Linked DNA regions of Homo sapiens: region 1 is linked to region 2. A link is an interaction called in ENCODE POLR2A ChIA-PET data of the cell type or tissue named here. Cell type or tissue: endothelial cell of umbilical vein. All regions are shown on one strand. Each heading gives the region's core, and the rest is flanking DNA. Links, peaks and the distances in the headings are about the cores only.

Region 1 (8,515 bases), core at 1-8,000, 71 kb before region 2:
TAAACTGCAAATCTCACAAAATCACCTACTTTCTAAATATTCATGTAGGTTTCATTAAGAATGTTCTTAGCATACTTGGCACAAGGTAAATATGAATTTGCTTATCATGTTAAAAAGAGGGGGGACGGAGAGAGAGAGACAGTGTGTGAGTGAGTGTGTGTTTGTGTGTGTGTGTGTGTGTGTGTACAACTTTCTAGTCTTTCTCTCCAAGAGGCATCTGAACTGGACAAATGCTATTTTGTCATTCTGTAATTTATGACAATAATAGTTATAACATCTTTTAAAAACTAACACTATTAAAGCCTTTATAAGACAAATTCTACTAAGTAGTGGCCAACTTTCCATGGCAACAGTAGAAGACTTGGCAACATATTAAAAATGCCAGCATTCTTCAATCTTCTGGTAAAGGTTTTCTTTGGGGGAAGAAGAGCTGTGAAGGAAAAAAATCTCCCTCTTATATGGCCAGTTAATTTCAAAGATATTGAAAAGGCCTCAAAATAGAGTCTTCCTAGGGCCGAATCAATTGATCTCAAAACTATAAAACTACCATTATCTTCAGAAAAGCTTTTTTTGTGATTTGGTGAGGGGTGGGAGGCACTCTAATCCTCCATCACATTACTTGCTAAGTGGAAAATTAGAAATTGTTCACATACCAATCCTAACAGGAAGGGAGCATAACAATGAGCCAATTTCCAAGCATACTCTATCATCTTTATAAGATCTAAGGTAAAGGCCAAATTGTAGATTTTCACCAAAACAGTAAGAAAAGGTGTACCTGAATAATCAACTGAAAAAAAATACTCCACAGCCACTTTTTTTCAGAGGTTTTCATTTTTATTTGCAGAACTCTCTATTCTTCTAATTTTACTTATTTAGGAAACCTCAGTATATTATAAATAGAAAAAATAAAGAAATTAACACAAAGTGAAGAAAAAGAGGGTAAAATATGCATATACATTACAAATGATAGCCTTTAAAAAATGTTGAAAGATTTCCTATGAGGATATAGAAAAGCATTTTAAAACAGTAATATTTGAATTAACCAGAATTCTGACAAACAGAATATTGTTTGGGCTATCTGAATTTTCCATTAGGTGAATTAAATGGATTCTAGTTAACCAAAGGATGGCTTTATGAGCCTAGATTCTCTCTTTGCTTCATTATTGCTTACTACCTATTCAGTCTTCTCAAAAGCTTAGAGGTTAACACATCACTACATTTAATTAACACCTACAGTGAAATGTTAATTATGGTACACACAACTTTGGCACTAGTGATAAAGAGTTTATAGCACATAGGAAGTTCACTTTCTTTAAGAGAAACTGAGAATAAGTCCTAGGGTAAGCCTAACCTAGGTTCAAATCCTGATTCCTTCATTTAAACACTAGAGAGACAGTGAGAAGTATGACACTGAGAAAACTGCATTTAGTTTTCTCTTCAGAGAAGGCAATTAACAGGCCAGCTGCGGTGGCTCCCAAAGTGCCTGTAATCCCAGCACTTTGGGAGGCCTAGGCAGGCGGATAACCTGAGGTCAAGAGTTGGATATCAGCCTGGCCAACATGGCGAAACCCCGTCTCTACTAAAAATACAAAAAATTAGCCGGGCGTGGTGGCAGGCACCTGTAATTGCAGCTACTAGGGAGGCTGAGGCAGGGGAATCACTTTGAACCTGGGAGGCAGAGGTTGCAGTGAGCCGAGATTGCGCCATTGCACCCCAGCCTAGGTGACAAGAGCAAAACTCCATCTCAGAAGAAAAGAGAGAGAGAGAAAAGAATTAACAATTACCTCAATGGCTGGGCACAGTGACTCACGCCTGTAATCCCAGCACTTTGGGAGGCCAAGGCGGACAGATCACAAGGTCAGGAGATCAAAACCAGCCTGACCAAGATGGTGAAACCCTGTCTCTACTAAAAATACAAAAATTAGCTGGGCGTGGTGGTGTGCCCCTGTAGTCCCAGCTACTTAGGAGGCTGGGGCAGGAGAATCGCTTGAACCTGAGAGGTGGAGGTGGCAGTGAGCCAAGATCGCGCCATTGCACTCCACCCTGGGCGACAGAGCGAAGACCACTCCACCCTGGGCGACAGAGCAAGACTCCGTCTCAAAAAAACAAAAAACAATTACTCCAAAAGGATGTGAGATCTAAATCAGAATGCATGTATTGTACCTAGCACACAGTAAGCATTTAACATATACTATTTTTGCCACTGTATACTCCCAAATTATGAACATCTGATTTATGTTCTGTATATAAAATTGCAAGCTACATATCACTAACCCTCTTTCCCCATTAACAGCCAAAATGAGAAATTAAGTAACTTTCATGGAGCAACACGGCAGCCAAATTGGTAAAATTATTTCTATGAAAATATTATCAAATTCAGATAACTAATCTGCAAACACATTTTCCCACTAGGCAATTCTTAGGTGAAGAATGTCATGAACTGAATAGTTCTGTGAACAGCCGTTATTTTGTACATGCGTAGAAAAATTGTTAAGTAAAAATTAATCTCTGGGGCCAACAGGTCATTCTTCACCTAGCCTTACAAGAACTTTGTGTTCTGACCCCACTACTTTTCAGCTCCATCTCCAGAGATACACAGTGAGTGCTTCATTGCCTCAAAGAAATTATTTGTAGCTTCTATTCCCTTAAGGTGTTTTGCTCAGGCCTCTTAACTTTGCACAAGCATATCCCTCTACCAGGAACAATTAACCCCTTCCCCTTCATCCCATTCTCTGACCTCTTGGCAAATTCTTATACTTCCTTTATAAATTTAGTCAAATGCCCCTTCTTCCTAAGAAGCAACATCAGAGATCTCAAGACTCTGTGGAAACCAGGAAAAGGGGGGAACTAATTTACTTCTCCACAGAAGTAAAGTAAGTTCAGATGGGCTGAATACCAGTCAAGCAGTAAGCTTTCAAGCAAGTGAGGTCATGAGAAGAGCCCATCAGAAATAAATGAAACAACACAATGCTACAGCCACTCCAAAGGCAGAAAGGTACATATACTTGGATCTACTGTAATGCACAAATATATTCTTGTCCATCCCAATCCTAATCCACCTAAGACTTTCTCCACATCAGCACCAGTTCATCTCAGCACTGCTGAACAGTCACACAACAGAACAGTTTGATCAGCGAACCTAAATGGGCCTCAACACTGGCCAATAATCTTACTATATTTCTCTGCTGCACTTGGTCTCCTACTCTCCCCAATGTCTACTTCAAACCATCTCCACCATCCACAATTATATGATGACCCTTTCCCTAACCCATACAGTGTGCCTGTGTGTATACATATGTACACAAAAATGAGTTAAACATAGAGCTTTCAGGTAGAAATTTCCTGAACTAACCTACACCAGTTATCTTCACTGCTCCTTGCCTATAATTATAGGAGTTTGACCAGTCCTTCATTATCCTAAACACATTTTCCTTGGCTTCTCTATAACAATATCTTGGTTTTCTTCCAACCTCTCTGGCCACTCCTCTGCAGATTTATTCCACCCCTTTACCCCACCCTCAGCCACACATACACACACACCAGTGTGGCCTAAGTCCTGGCACAAGCATTTTTCTTCTATGTTTCCTCCTTAGGCAAGCTCATTCTGGGTGGACAACATCTACACACAGTGACTCCCAAATTTCCATCTCTGATCCTAACCTTTTTTTTTTTTTTTTTTTTTGAGACAGAGTTTTGCTCTTGTTGCCTAGGCTGGAGTACAATGGCGCGATCTCAGCTCACTGCAACCTCCGCATCCTGGGCTCAGCTCACTGCAACCTCCGCATCCTGGGTTCAAGTGATTCTCCTGCCTCAGCCTCCTGAGTAGCTGGGATTACAGGCACCCACCACCACGCCTGGGTAATTTTTTGTATTTTTAGTAGAGATGGGGTTTCACGATGTTGGCCCGGCTGGTCTCAAACTCCTGACCTCAGGTGATCCACCTGCCTTGGCCTCCCAAACTGCTGGTATTACAGTGATCCTGACCTCTTTATTAAGCTGCAGACTCACCTATCCAACTGCCTACTTGGGCATGTCTGACACCTAATTGTTAAAGTCAGGCCTCATTCCCCAGGGGAAAAATTGAAAGTCAAACTATTCACCAAGAGAATGCATTGTCTTTGCAAATGAGCCTAAGAATCAGACTTTTTATAAATACATGTTCAAGTTTCTTGTGGTTCTAAATGGACACTGAGAACTGAAACTGTCTACACCAAGTTTACAATCTATATTAACTATCATTATACAGCTGTCTTCAACAACATGACTTTGCTATTCCAGGAAACTCCTGCTCAGGCAGATAAGAGCTACAAAAAACTTCATTGTTCATTTCAGGAACTTCCCAAAAAACCCATATAAACCAACATCAGACTATTCAATTTTTCAATAAATAGTAGCAAATGATTGTTCACTTTCTAAGACACTGAAAAAGCTTACCTCAAAACTCTTACCTTGGTATGTCTGTCCAATCAAACTATTATATCATGATCCTCACCTAATTCTAATAAAGCTTTGAAATACTTAAACCAGACTCCAAAACATCAATAATAAACACTCCAACTTTGATGTTCCTTTCTGGTTTGCCATTCTTATCAACACCCACATGGCCCCCTACAAATGCTTATAAGCAATATACTCAACAGATAATTTTTGGTGGTATTTTCCAGCAGCCAAAATTCCGCAGTACCACCAGACAGCTTCCCAAATGTCTGTTACAAGCTCAGTTCAGTGACACTAGTCTCATCACAAGCAATGTGGGGAAAATATTAATACTGTTATAAAAGGTTAAGATAAATCATCACCCTATATTAGGCAGTATCCACTGACACTACTGGCCAGTTTCTTAATGAGTTAAAACAGCAAACTGGCCTACTAATTAAACTTCTGAAGATTATAAAATAGAGTTTAGTAATCAGAGGACCATAAAACCAGTAGGAGTTCTAAGGAAGATGAGAAACAGATCACAGACAGGTTTAATAATCTAAAAAGGAATCCTATAAGAAACAGGATAAGGAAAAAACCAATTGATACATGAATAATCCACAATACTGATAATCAGTAGAAAAAATACTACAAAATATACAATTTAACAGTGAAAAGAAACTCTAAAGGAGTTTCCATTTACTATAATAATCATGATCAGTAATCAGAAAGTTGAGACTTCTTACTGAGAGTAAATGCCTAAGTATTTCTTTTACTATAAGTCATCTGAATCACCTATATGGCCACAACCATGCTGATGCAGGTATAACCAGAAAGCAAGGGGTAAGCATTTAAAATGCCTCAAAGATTGAGAGGAACTGAAGGATCCAAATTTTAAAATCCAAATGTGAAAAACACAACCACAAGTATTAGAAGAAAATGTGGATGAACTTCCTTATAACCTTGGAATGGTGAAGACTTTTCTAAATATATTTCAAAATCCAAAAACATAAAAGAAAAAATTACTTCACCATATAAAAGTCGAAAGTTATGCATGAAAAAACATAATCTAAAATATACATATTTGCAACCCACATCACAAATAAAGGGCTAATCTCCCAACAGAAAATTCCTGAAAACAAAGACCAATGACCTAAGAGAAAAATAAAGGACATGAGAATTCAAAGAAGGGAAAAAACGTAAAATGCCCCTTAAACATATGAAAAAATGTCCAATGTCATTGATAATGAGAAAAATACAATAACCTGAGTTAAACCAGTTCTCATCTATCAAATGCAAAACTCAAAAAGTCTGACAACACATTCAGTTGCTGAGGTTATGGGAAACAGGCCTGTTGCACATTTAGGTGGTAGTACAAAATGGCAATCTGGCAGCATCAGAATTACAGAAGCAGTTTTTTTTTTTCGTTTTTTTTTTTTTTTTGAGATGGAGTCTCGCTCTGTCGCCCAGGCTGGAGTGCAGTGGTGCGATCTCGGCTCACTGCAAGCTCCCCCTCCCGGGTTCACGCCATTCTCCTGCCTCAGCCTCCCAAGTAGCTGAGACTACAGGCGCCCGCCACTACGCCCAGCTAATTTTTTGTATTTTTAGTAGAGACAGGGTTTCACCGTGTTAGCCAGGATGGTCTTGATCTCCTGACCTCGTGATCCGCCCACCTTGGCCTCCCAAAGTGCTGGGATTACAGGCGTGAGCCACTGCGCCCGGCCCAGAAGCAGTTTTTTAAAAGTGAACTTTTAGTATCGTTTTAGATTTACAGAAAAATAGTAAAGAGTTCCCTTAAACCACACACTCAGTTTCCGCTAGTAAGATCTTACATTAGTATGGTACTTATTGGCAGGAAGTCACCTCATGTAGCTCACACTTGAAAGGTGGGGAGTTGTATTATACTTCCTTGAGGGCTGTGTATCTAATTATGCACAGATTTGTCTATTCTTCCCCCATTTATTTATTTAGTCAGTCATTTACTTCTATCAGCATGAACTCATGGATATTATTTTATACTTTGGGTTATAATTCAATATTACTTTTTTGTTGCTCAAATTATTCCAGTATTGGCTACTGGGAACTCTTTCAGTTGGCTGTGTCCCTTTGACATAACTCATTCGTGTTTTTGTTTGAATAGTTCCTTCCTTTCCAGCACTACAAGATACTCCAGGTTGATCTTACAGTTTTATTAGCTGCCCCAGTCCTAGAATCAGCCATTTCTCCACAAAGGCCTGGTTCCTTTTACTGGAGAATGGTGTTAGAAACCAAGATCTGGGCACCAGGTGTGCTCACTGCTACAGGGATATTGTTGCTTCTAGGTTCTCTCAGCTGACAGTGGAAGAAAATACTTGACCTAAAGATCTACAATTGCTTGTTCAAATAGAAAATGTTACATGTATATTGTTATTCATTTGGCATTGTAACAGCAAAAAATAGAAAACAACCCAAATAGCCACAAAGGATTGAGTGACTAAACTACGGTACATCTACATAAGAAAATACTATGAAGCTATTAAAAATAAAGATCTTTATCTAGATATGGAAAGATCTCCAGAATAAAATACACATTTGTTTGTAACTACAAAAGGAAAACACTGGAAGGATAAACAGGATACCAAAAAGTGTGGAAGGAAAATAAAGTAGCAAGCAAAGGAAGAAATAAGACTTCGTGTACATCTTTCTACATACTTGAGTTTTATCTATCCCAAAAAAATAAGTTTAATTTTAAAAAGAACTTAAAATGGTTATAATAGTGGAAGAATCTGAAGGTTCAAATACTAAGAAAGAAAAAGATATTAATTTCTGAAGCATAAATACATACTATGAGACAGAGTAGCTCAAACCTAGGGACAATTATGTACCAAAAAAATCTAAATTTAGTAAAATGGAGGTATTTCAAGTCAAACTCAGTTGAATTTAAAGTGCTGAAATGCAGTACAGCTGCTAAAATTAACATATTATCAGAACCTGTATGTAAGTTTACTGAATTACTGTTAAATGGAAAGTGATTTATGATCACCTATATTAGCAGGGAGATAAAGGCTAAAGAAATGCAGAACAATTTATAGAAACAATTAATGTTTATATTCTTGATTATAAGATATGCTGATATTTATAGTTAAACAAAAGCATCTATCATTTCTATATTTTTTAAATCTAATTTTTTTTTTTGAGACAGGGTCTCAAGTCTGTCCCCCAGGCTGGAGTGCAGTGCCATCATAGCTCACTGCAACCTCAAATTCCTGGGATTAAGCAATCCTTCCACAGGTTGAGCTTCTTGAGTAACTAGGACTGCAGGCACACATTACTATGCCTGGCTAATTTCTTAAACATTTTTTGTAGAGACGGGGATCTCACTATGTTGCCCAGGCTGGTCTCAAACTCCTGGGCTCAAGCAATCCTTTCACCTTGGCTTCCCAAATTTGCAGGAATTACAGCCATCAGCCACCGTGTCCAGAAGTAAATCTACTATTTATATCTCTTATTTCCCCAAACAAAATGGTGAAACCAATTTCTAACATATCGAAACATTTCCTCATCGGAAGATAAAAATGGCAGAGTTTCTAAATTAAACACACATTTCCAAGTGCTCCTAAGAGACAGTAAAACAATTCTCCCTGGGCGCTGTAGCTAACATCTTTAATCCCAGCACTTTGAAAGGCCAAGGCAGGAGGATCGCTTGAGCCAAGGAGTTTGAAACCAGCCTGGGCAACACAGTGAGACCCCATCTCTACAAAAAATACAAAAATTAGCTGTGCATGGTGGCACACACCTGTAGTCCCAGCTACTATGGAGGCTGAGGTGGGAGGATCACCTGAACCCAGGAGGTTGAGCCTGCAGTGAGCCATGATAGCACCAATGCACCCTAGCCTGAGAGACAGAGGCAGACTCTGTCCCCCGACCAAAAAAAAAACAAAAAAAAAACCCAAAAAAGAAAAACCAGTAATTCTCATGTCTCTGAGGTGAACCAAAAAATTACCCAAAAAAGGCACAAGTAGCTCTTTTTAGCTGGTTTTTTTTTTTTTTTTTGAGACAAAGTCTTCCCTGTTGCCCAGGCTAGAGTGCAATGGTGCGATCTCAGCTCACTGCAACC
Region 2 (8,620 bases), core at 621-8,620:
TATATTGTGAAACTATTTTATGTATTGATATGAGATTATTTCCCAGCTCTATTATTGGGAGGGGAACAGGAGGCAGAAGTCATGGAGTGTCAGGGGCACATGTGTGGAAGGGAGGTAATATGGTTTGGCTCTATGTACCCACCCAAATCTCATCTCAAATTGTAATCCCCACGTGTTGAGAGAGGGACCTCGTGGGAGGTGATTGGAACATGGAGGTGGTTTCCCCCTTGCTGTTTTCATGATAGTGAGTTCTCACAAGATCTAATGGTTTAAAAGTGTGACTTCCTTTGCTCTCTCTCTCCTGCCATCGTATAAGACACACCTTGCTTCCCTTTCACCTTCCACCATGATTGTAAGTTTCCTGAGGCTTCCCCAGCCATGCAAAACTGTGAGTCAATTAAACCCCCTTTCTTTATAAATTACCAAATTTCAGGTATGTCTTTATAGCATTGTGAGAACAGACTAATACAGGAGGTTTTCACTGTTTATCCTTTCAAGACTTTGCTTTTTTGACCATATGAATTCATCAAAGCAAACAAATAAAATATTTTAAAAAGTATTTGTAACACTAGAACATGATGTCTTTTCCCTAATACCTAGCACAGGGTTTGGCATTTGAAAGTGGTTCACATTTCCTAGAAAATAGAGGTTATAGCCGGGTGTGGTGGCTCACACCTGTAATCCCAGCACTTTGGGAGGCCGAGGCAGGCAGATCACCTGAGGTCGGGAGTTCGAGACCAGCCTGACCAACATGGAGAAATCCTGTCTCTACTAAAAATACAAAATTAGCAGGGTGTAGTAGTGCATGCCTGTAATCCCAGCTACTCGGGAGGCTGAGGCAGGAGAATCACTTGAACCTGGGAGGCAGAGGTTGCCGTGAGCTGAGACCACGCCATTGCATTCCAGCCTGGGCAACAGAGCGAACTCTGTCTCAAAAAAAAAAAAAGTAGAAAAAAAGAAAATAGAAGTTATATATCCATCATTCTGGAGAGAGGTACAATCCCAGGGCACTAAGAGAGAAGAGAAAAAGAAATTGAGTCCGCAAAGGAAGGAGAGCAAATAAAAAGTGGTATATGGTTTTACTGGAGACACAGCTTCACAACAAAACACCGTTGATAGTTTGGTGTCCAGAGAGGTTATAGAAATCCAGCACATCTCAGAACAGTTCATGGATAGGACAAACGACAATTTATCTGTTGGGTTCTCTCTGTCTCTGGTCTCTCTGGTCTCTCACTCATTAAAGTCCGCTCCTTTTGCCCTTCTGTGATTTCTAATGACTCCTGGAAGCTTCTGGTGAAGGCACAGCCTCCAGGGATCCCAGACAATGTGAATATACAAAGGTCCCTCTTTGTCAGGCCATGCCCTACACAGGAACTCCTTCTTCTATCACAATGATTGTGGAAACTTGTCAAGTGACTGAGGTTTGGGGGTGGGGATCAGATACTACTGAGCAATCTGGTGTGGTACGTAAATGGTTCAATACAACAAGTGCTGAGAAGGTTTTTTGTTTGTTGTTGTTGTTTTATTTTATTTATTTTATTTTATTTTGTTTTTGAGACAGAGTCTTGCTCTGTTGCCCAGGCTGGAGTGCAATGACGCGATCACAGCTCACTGCAACCTCCACCTCCCGGGTTCAAGCAATTCTCCTGCCTCAGCCTCGTGAGTAGCTGGAATTACAGGTGCGTGCCACCACACCCAGCTAATTTTTGTAGTTTTAGTAGAGATGGGGTTTCACCATGTTGGTCAGGCTGGTCTCAAACTCCTGACCTCAGGTGATCCACCCACCTCGGCCTCCCAAAGTGTTGGGATTACAGTCAGGAGCCACCACGCCCGCCCTTTTGTTGTTGTTTTAATAGACTTTATTTTTCAGAGCAATTTTAAGTTTACAGCAAAATTAAGAAGAAGGTACAGAGATTTCTCATGTACCTTCTAACTCCACACAGGTACAGCCTCCCCCACCATCAACATCCTACACTCAAATGGTATATTTGTTACAGTCAATTAAGCTATATCTGCACAGGTGCAGTCAACAAACCAGGTATCATTATCAGCCAAACTTAGAAACTTCTGTTTGCTTTTGCTTGTTTAATAACTTGGTTGATTGGTTGGTTAAAATGGTCAAGGCATTTCCTGTAAAATTATAAATCTGAGAGTCTATAAGAATTTAACCTATTTAAATTGCCCAAGCCAATAATTATTTTATTGTAGTGCAAGATCATTGTATTCCACTTAAATATATACATGGTTATGTTTGTACCTGTTTAATACTTGTGCTTTCAATAAATTAATCTAAAATATGATTGAAGACACTATATGGTCTTTATATGGTGTGAAGGCATAGAAAGAAGTAAGACATATAATCTTCCTCCTGAAATTATTACAAAATAATACAAACTTAAACAGGAATGCAAGATTTAAGAATCACTACCGCATAATAAAACAGCACAAGAGGCCGGGCGCAGTGGCTTACGCCTGTAATCCCAGCACTTTGGGAGGCTGAGGTGGGTGGATCACCTGAGGTCAGGAGTTCGAGACCAGCCTGGCCAACATGGTGAAACCCCGTCGGCACTAAAAATATAAAAATTAGCCGGGCATGGTGGCAGGCGGCTATAATCCCAGCTATTCGGGAGGCTGAGGCAGGAGAATCACTTGAACCTGGGAGGCGGAGGTTGCAGCGAGCCGAGATCGACAAACACTCCAGCCTGGGCAACAAGAGAGAAATTCCATCTCAAAAAAAAAAAAAAAAAAAAAAAAAATCAAGATGCGCTCCCTCTGTGAAGTGGTTAACGGCCAAATGAGAAATAGAGATAATAAATACTACAGTGATTGTGCAATTTCTTTGTACCCGAAGTAGTTGTGGAAGACCTAATGAAGAAGCAACTGAAACTGGACTTGAATTACAAACAAAAACAGAAATGGTGAGGACATTTAGGATGATAGCCCGGCCTAAGCCCAAGCTCCAAAAACTTGGAACACTATGTATGGACTCTTTTAAAAAAAACTTCGCCGGGTGCAGTGGCTCACACCTGCAATCCCAGCACTTTGGGAGGCCGAGGCAGGCGGATCACCTGAGCTCAGGAGTTCGAGACCAGCCTGGCCAACATGGGGAAAACCCATCTCTACTAAAAATACAAAAATTAGCTAGGTGTGGTGGGGCATGCCTGTTAATTCCAGCTACTTGGGAGGCTGAGGCAGGAGAATTGCTTGAATCCAGGAGGTGAAGGTTGCAGTGAGCTGAGATAGTGCCACTGTACTCCAGCCTGGGTGATAAGAGCAAAACTCTGTCTCAAAAAAAAATAGTGGGATAGTTTGAAATAAGTCTAGAAAGGTAGGTAGGCAATAGATAGTATAAGGCTTTCAAATTATTTGTAAAGAAACTAGAATTTTATACTAAATCAAGGAGAAGTCATTAAAATTTTTAAATAGAATGGTCATATGCCCTATTAAGAATATTTGGGGCTGGACATGGCATGGTGGCTTACGCCTGTAATCTCAGCACTTTGGGAGTCCAAGGTGGGCAGATCGCTTGAGTCCAGGAGTTTCAGACCAGCCTGGGCAACATGGTGAAACCCTGTCTCTACAAAAAAAATACAAAAAAAAAAAAAAAAATAGCCGGGTGTGGTGGTGCACACCTTTAGTCCCAGCTACTCGGGACGCTGAGTTGGGTGGACTGCCTGAGCTCAGGAAATTGAAGCTGCAGCGAGTGGAGATTGTACCACTGTACTCCAGCCTGGGCGACAGAGCCATACCCTGTCTCTAAAAGGAAAGAAAGAAAAAAGGAATATTTGGGATACAGATTCTAACAAAATGTCTTTAAAACACTCCTACCTACCACTTGACTAAATCAGAAGACATTTTTCCCATGGAAATGTCTGTGGTGAGCAGACCAAAGCCTGAAGGAACTAATTTCCCTGGAGACAGATCTTGTGTATTTCTGGAGCTTGATAGATTACCAGGGAGCTGTTTATAAATAATAGATTTTCATTCTAGGCTCTCTATATCTTACGCAGCATAAGCAGTTGAAATTCTAGTTAGCTAAGGGATTCTTAAAGGGAAAGCTCTGAAGTCTGAAGCTAGATTAGGTCAGTAGAAAACCATGAATCACTAGCCACTGAATGGAAGGTGGAGCCTTTATCAGCAGCATCTCAGAATCAAACCCCAGCACCATAACATCACATCCTCTTCGTTCTGCTATCAGTCAGATGCAACAGGAAACTGACGAAGGTACTAGGCAGTTTCCTTTCTGCTCTGACCTGACTAGTTTCCTCTGCAGCTTGCTCCAAGCTTATTGTAAAGGAAAATAATGAAATGCCAGTCAATTTCCTCCAGTTGGATTAAGCCTAGGACAAGGAAGGAAAAACAAATTTCTAAGATTAGTCAGTTTCCCCTTGCAACTATGAAGTTGGTTCAGGGCCTCCGGCTGACCCTTCTCTCAGTATTTCCCTCTCAGAGCTCAGCTTTACATCATAGGCAAGATAAAGACTTGGCAAAGTGAACAACACATATTGTGTAATTCTTATAGGAAATCTTGGGTTCATTCATGGGAAAACCATCTATACAGAAGATTGTGTTTGATAAGCATTGAAGTCTCCTTTGACGTCTAGCAAATTCATTAATTCAAGAGAGTAAAAAACAAAAACAAACCAAAAAACCTACTGATAATAGTAATTGGTATACCCAAGCAGCCAGGTTATTTTGCTCCTTTCTCAGTATGACTAACAAGGAGCTGTTTCCATGGAGAACATTTATACAAAATTAACAAGGGAATCAAGTTAGTTTAGTGAAAGAGACAGGGTTGGACTACTTCGAAGAAGTAGTTATGTCTGTGGTAACCTGGATTTTGCTGGGTATTAGAGATGCTATGGCCTGCTGAAAAATATAACTAAGAGTCTGGCATCTGAGGAATCTGACTGGCTTACTTTGTAAAAGTAATTAAACTTAACAGTGGAAGTTGCCACTTAAAATATCTTCTCAGTGAACTTAGTAATGTGGAGTAACAATACTGTATTGAAATCCACATTGAATGAGAGTTACTAATTTAGCAGATGGATGATTCTTCTTTATCACCTTCTACTTCCTGTTTCTTCTAATTTACTTACTTTTAATTTTCCCTAGTAAATTTCTGTATCTTCTGTACTTCATAGCTGTTATTAAAATAATATTCCATCAATCTTCCTTTCATACATTTGTGTGATTTTTATTTTTATGTATTTTTTTTTGAGACAGTGTCTCACTGTGTTGCCCAGGCTGGAGTGCAGTGGCGTGATCTCAGCTCACTGCAACCGCTGCCTCCCGGGTTCAAGCAATTCTCCTGCCTCAGCCTCCTGAGTAGCTGGGATTAGAGGCACGTACCACTATGCCCGGCTAATTTTTGTATTTTTAGTAGAGAAGGGGTTTCACCATGTTGACCAGGCTAATCTTGAATGCCTGGCCTCAAATGATCCTCCCACCTCGGCCTCCCAAAGTGCTAGGATTACAGGTATGGGCCACCGCGTCCGGCCTATTTTTAATATTTATACTGTAGAAACTCCTCTAGCTAAGCCATACATTGTAATTGCTGAAATTAATAGTGTAATAAAAAACAAGAAAACAAGTGTATGGAGCTTTAGAATACGAAGAGTTGATAAACAGACTGTGAGAATAAATAGGCAAGAATTCAAGGTTTCACTTTAATGGCATTTGGAGCAGCCACTGTAATAGACATCTGACAAGTAACAGATGTGTGGGGGCTGTGACATTCTCCTTTTTTTTTTTTTTTTTTTTTTTTTGGTTAAGGACTAATTATCTATTACTTTACAGACTTGCTAATATACTGTGGAGCTCCTAAAACAGCTTGGTTGATCAACCAGCAGTAGCATTATTAAACTAACAAACAAAAGAACTTGTACATGGATAAAGGTCTAATAATCTTTATTAAGGGATCTGTAGCCCTTTTTGTAACATTTACAAGAAGAATTTACCTTGTATTTTCAAAGATATATCACATATCTGAGGAAGTTAAAATAGCCCCCCCCCCTTTTTTTTTTACTTAATTAGCCTGAATCAGTAAAATGGTTTCCATGATCATCACTCCTCAACACAATTATGTCCCATTTTAATAGTGGGTTCTGGGTGAATTTGCCTTGATCAAATTTGAGGACAAAAATAGGGCATAAGATTAATTATTATTTTTATTTTTGAGATGGAGTCCTGCTCTGTCACCCAGGCTGGAGTGCAATGGTGCAATCTTGGCTCACTGCAGCCTCTGCCCCCCGGGTTCAAGCGATTCTCCTGCCTCAGCCTCCTGAGTAGCTGGGACTACAGGTGCCTGCCACCACGCCCTGCTAATTTTTGTAGTTTTAGTAGAGACGGGTTTTTGCCATGTTGGCCAGGCTGGTCTCAAACTCCCGACCTCAAGTGATCTGCCCACCTTGGCCTCCCAAAGTGCTGGGATTACAGGCATGAGCCACTGCTCCTGGCCAAGATTAATTTAATGTAGGCAAAATTTCAGCTGATCTTATATATCCAGTCAATTCAAAATATTTACCTTTTCAGAGTAAGCTATGAATATTTTATAACATATACTTTAATAGGCCTATAAAAATTATGAAAATGTCTTGGGTTTGCTTTGCTCCTACCTCCCCTGCCCTGTTCCTTATGTGTTGACGCCAAGGGTGCTCCTTAATAAACATCCTGCAAGCTATAAACTCTGTCTCAGTGCCTGCTTCCCAATGAATTCAGTCTACTACAGTGACTCTGTTTAAAAGCAGCAGTGACCACCTGGACTGTGAGTCACAGGAAAAGGATGGAGAATCGCATGTCATATGAGGAGTGACTGAAACGAGAGTGAGAAATAGGAGAGAAAAGTATAATACAATGATTAAATACATAGACTCAACTCCTAGCTTGACTATCCACTTACTGGGAGATCAAGGAAAGTGTTTTTTGTTTTGTTTTGTTTTTTTTGAGTCAGAGTCTCGCTCTGTCACCCAGGCTGGAGTGCAGTGGCGCGATCTCGGCTCACTGCAAGCTCTGCCTCCCAGGTTCAAGCCATTCTCCTGCCTCAGCCTCCCGAGTAGCTGGGATTACAGGTGACCGCCACCATGCCTGGCTAATTTTTGTATTTTTAGTAGAGACGGGGTTTCCCTATATTGGTCAGGCTGGTCTCGAACTCCTGACCTCAGGTGATCTGCCCACCTTGGCCTCCCAAAGTGCTGGGATTACAGGCATGAGTCACTGTGCCCGGCCGTTTTTGTTCTTTTTAATCCTATTTTTCTGCAGAGAATCTAGGTTTTTGTTTTGTTTTTGTTTTTTAATTCTACTTCTGCTGGGAATCTAGTTTTAATAGATAGTTATTAAATTGCAGTTTAATTTGTTAATCTATGGATTAATGTATTATCTCCCATAGGGGGCAAACTTTACTAATATTATGGAAAAAATAACTCAAAAAGTGACATAACTGTTATTACTACTGCAGAATGTGGAGACAGTGTTTGGGGACAGGTAAATCCTTCAGTAGCTTCTTTTTTTCTTTTTTCTTTCTTTTTTTGAGATAGAGTCTCACTCTGTCACTGAAGTTGGAGGGCAGTGGCAGGATATTGGCTCACTGCAACCTCCACCACCCAGGTTCAAGCAATTCTCCTGCCTCAGCCTCCCAAGTAGCTGGGATTACAGGTGCCTACCACCACACCCAGATAATTTTTTGTATTTTTAGTAGAGACAGGGTTTCACCGTGTTGGCCAGGCTGGTTTCAAACTTCTGACCTCAGGTGATCCACCTGCCTTGGCTTCCCAAAGTGCTGGGATTACAGGCATAAGCCACTGCACCAGCCTTCAGTAGCTTTTAATTGCACAATGTAGTCAACCATTTCATTTACCTATGCATGGGACTAGTCCATGAAAGTTAATAATGTTAATGGTGGTAAATGGTGTAGTACAATACTAAAGAATATCGGCTTTGACATCCAGAAGATAGGTCTCAAATTAACAACCTTATAGAACACATAATAGAACTAGAAAAACAAGAACAAACTAAACCTAAAGCTAGCAAAAGGGAAAAAAAAAACTATAATTAGAGCAGAACTAAACAAACTTGGACCAAGAAAACCATACAATGGATCAATGAAACACAAAGTTTGTTACTTGAAAGGATAAACAAGATTGAGGCTGGGCACGGTGGCTCACGCCTATAATCCCAGCACTTTGGGAGGCTGAGGTGGACGATCACCTAAGGTCAGGAGGTCAAGATCAGCCTGGTCAACATGGTGAAACCCCGTCTCTACTAAAAAATACAAAAAATTACCTGTGTGTGGTAGTGGGCGCCTGTAATCCCAGCTACTCAGGAGACTGAGGCAAGGAGAATTGCTTGAATCCGGGAGGCGGAGGTTGCAATGAGCCAAGATCATGCCACTGCACTCCAGCCTGGGCGACAGTGAGACTCCGTCTCAAAAACAACAACAACAGGCCAGGTGCGGTGGCTCACGCCTGTAATCCCAGCACTTTGGGAGGCTGAGGCGGGTGGATCATGAAGTCAGGAGATCGAGACCATCCTGGCTAACACGGTGAAACCCCGTCTCTACTAACAATACAAAAAAAAATTAGCTGGGCGTGGTGGCAGGCACCTGTCGTCCCAGCTACTCAGG

Evidence for each region. Peaks named below come from ENCODE experiments on the same cell type or tissue, not always from the same donor. Only the 100,000 strongest peaks of a DNase experiment are listed, where the experiment ranks them.
Region 1: POLR2A ChIA-PET joins it to region 2 with 11 read pairs; 5 of 35 experiments call an interaction of 5 or more read pairs at or near these places.

The regions. Positions count from the first base shown.
Region 1 is chr12:96,371,850-96,380,364 of GRCh38, forward strand. The region is part of intron 1 of CDK17 (cyclin dependent kinase 17); the gene reads right to left. Among named protein-coding and RNA genes, the nearest start is that of CDK17, 24 kb to the right of the region's middle. In endothelial cell of umbilical vein, for the core only: no CTCF peak of the experiment used is centred there; DNase peaks (open chromatin) are centred at 472, 629, 3,504 and 4,252; H3K27ac peaks cover 4,956 bases.
Region 2 is chr12:96,441,764-96,450,383 of GRCh38, forward strand. No RefSeq gene overlaps it. Among named protein-coding and RNA genes, the nearest start is that of CFAP54, 44 kb to the right of the region's middle. In endothelial cell of umbilical vein, for the core only: no CTCF peak of the experiment used is centred there; DNase peaks (open chromatin) are centred at 4,288 and 6,768; H3K27ac peaks cover 6,184 bases.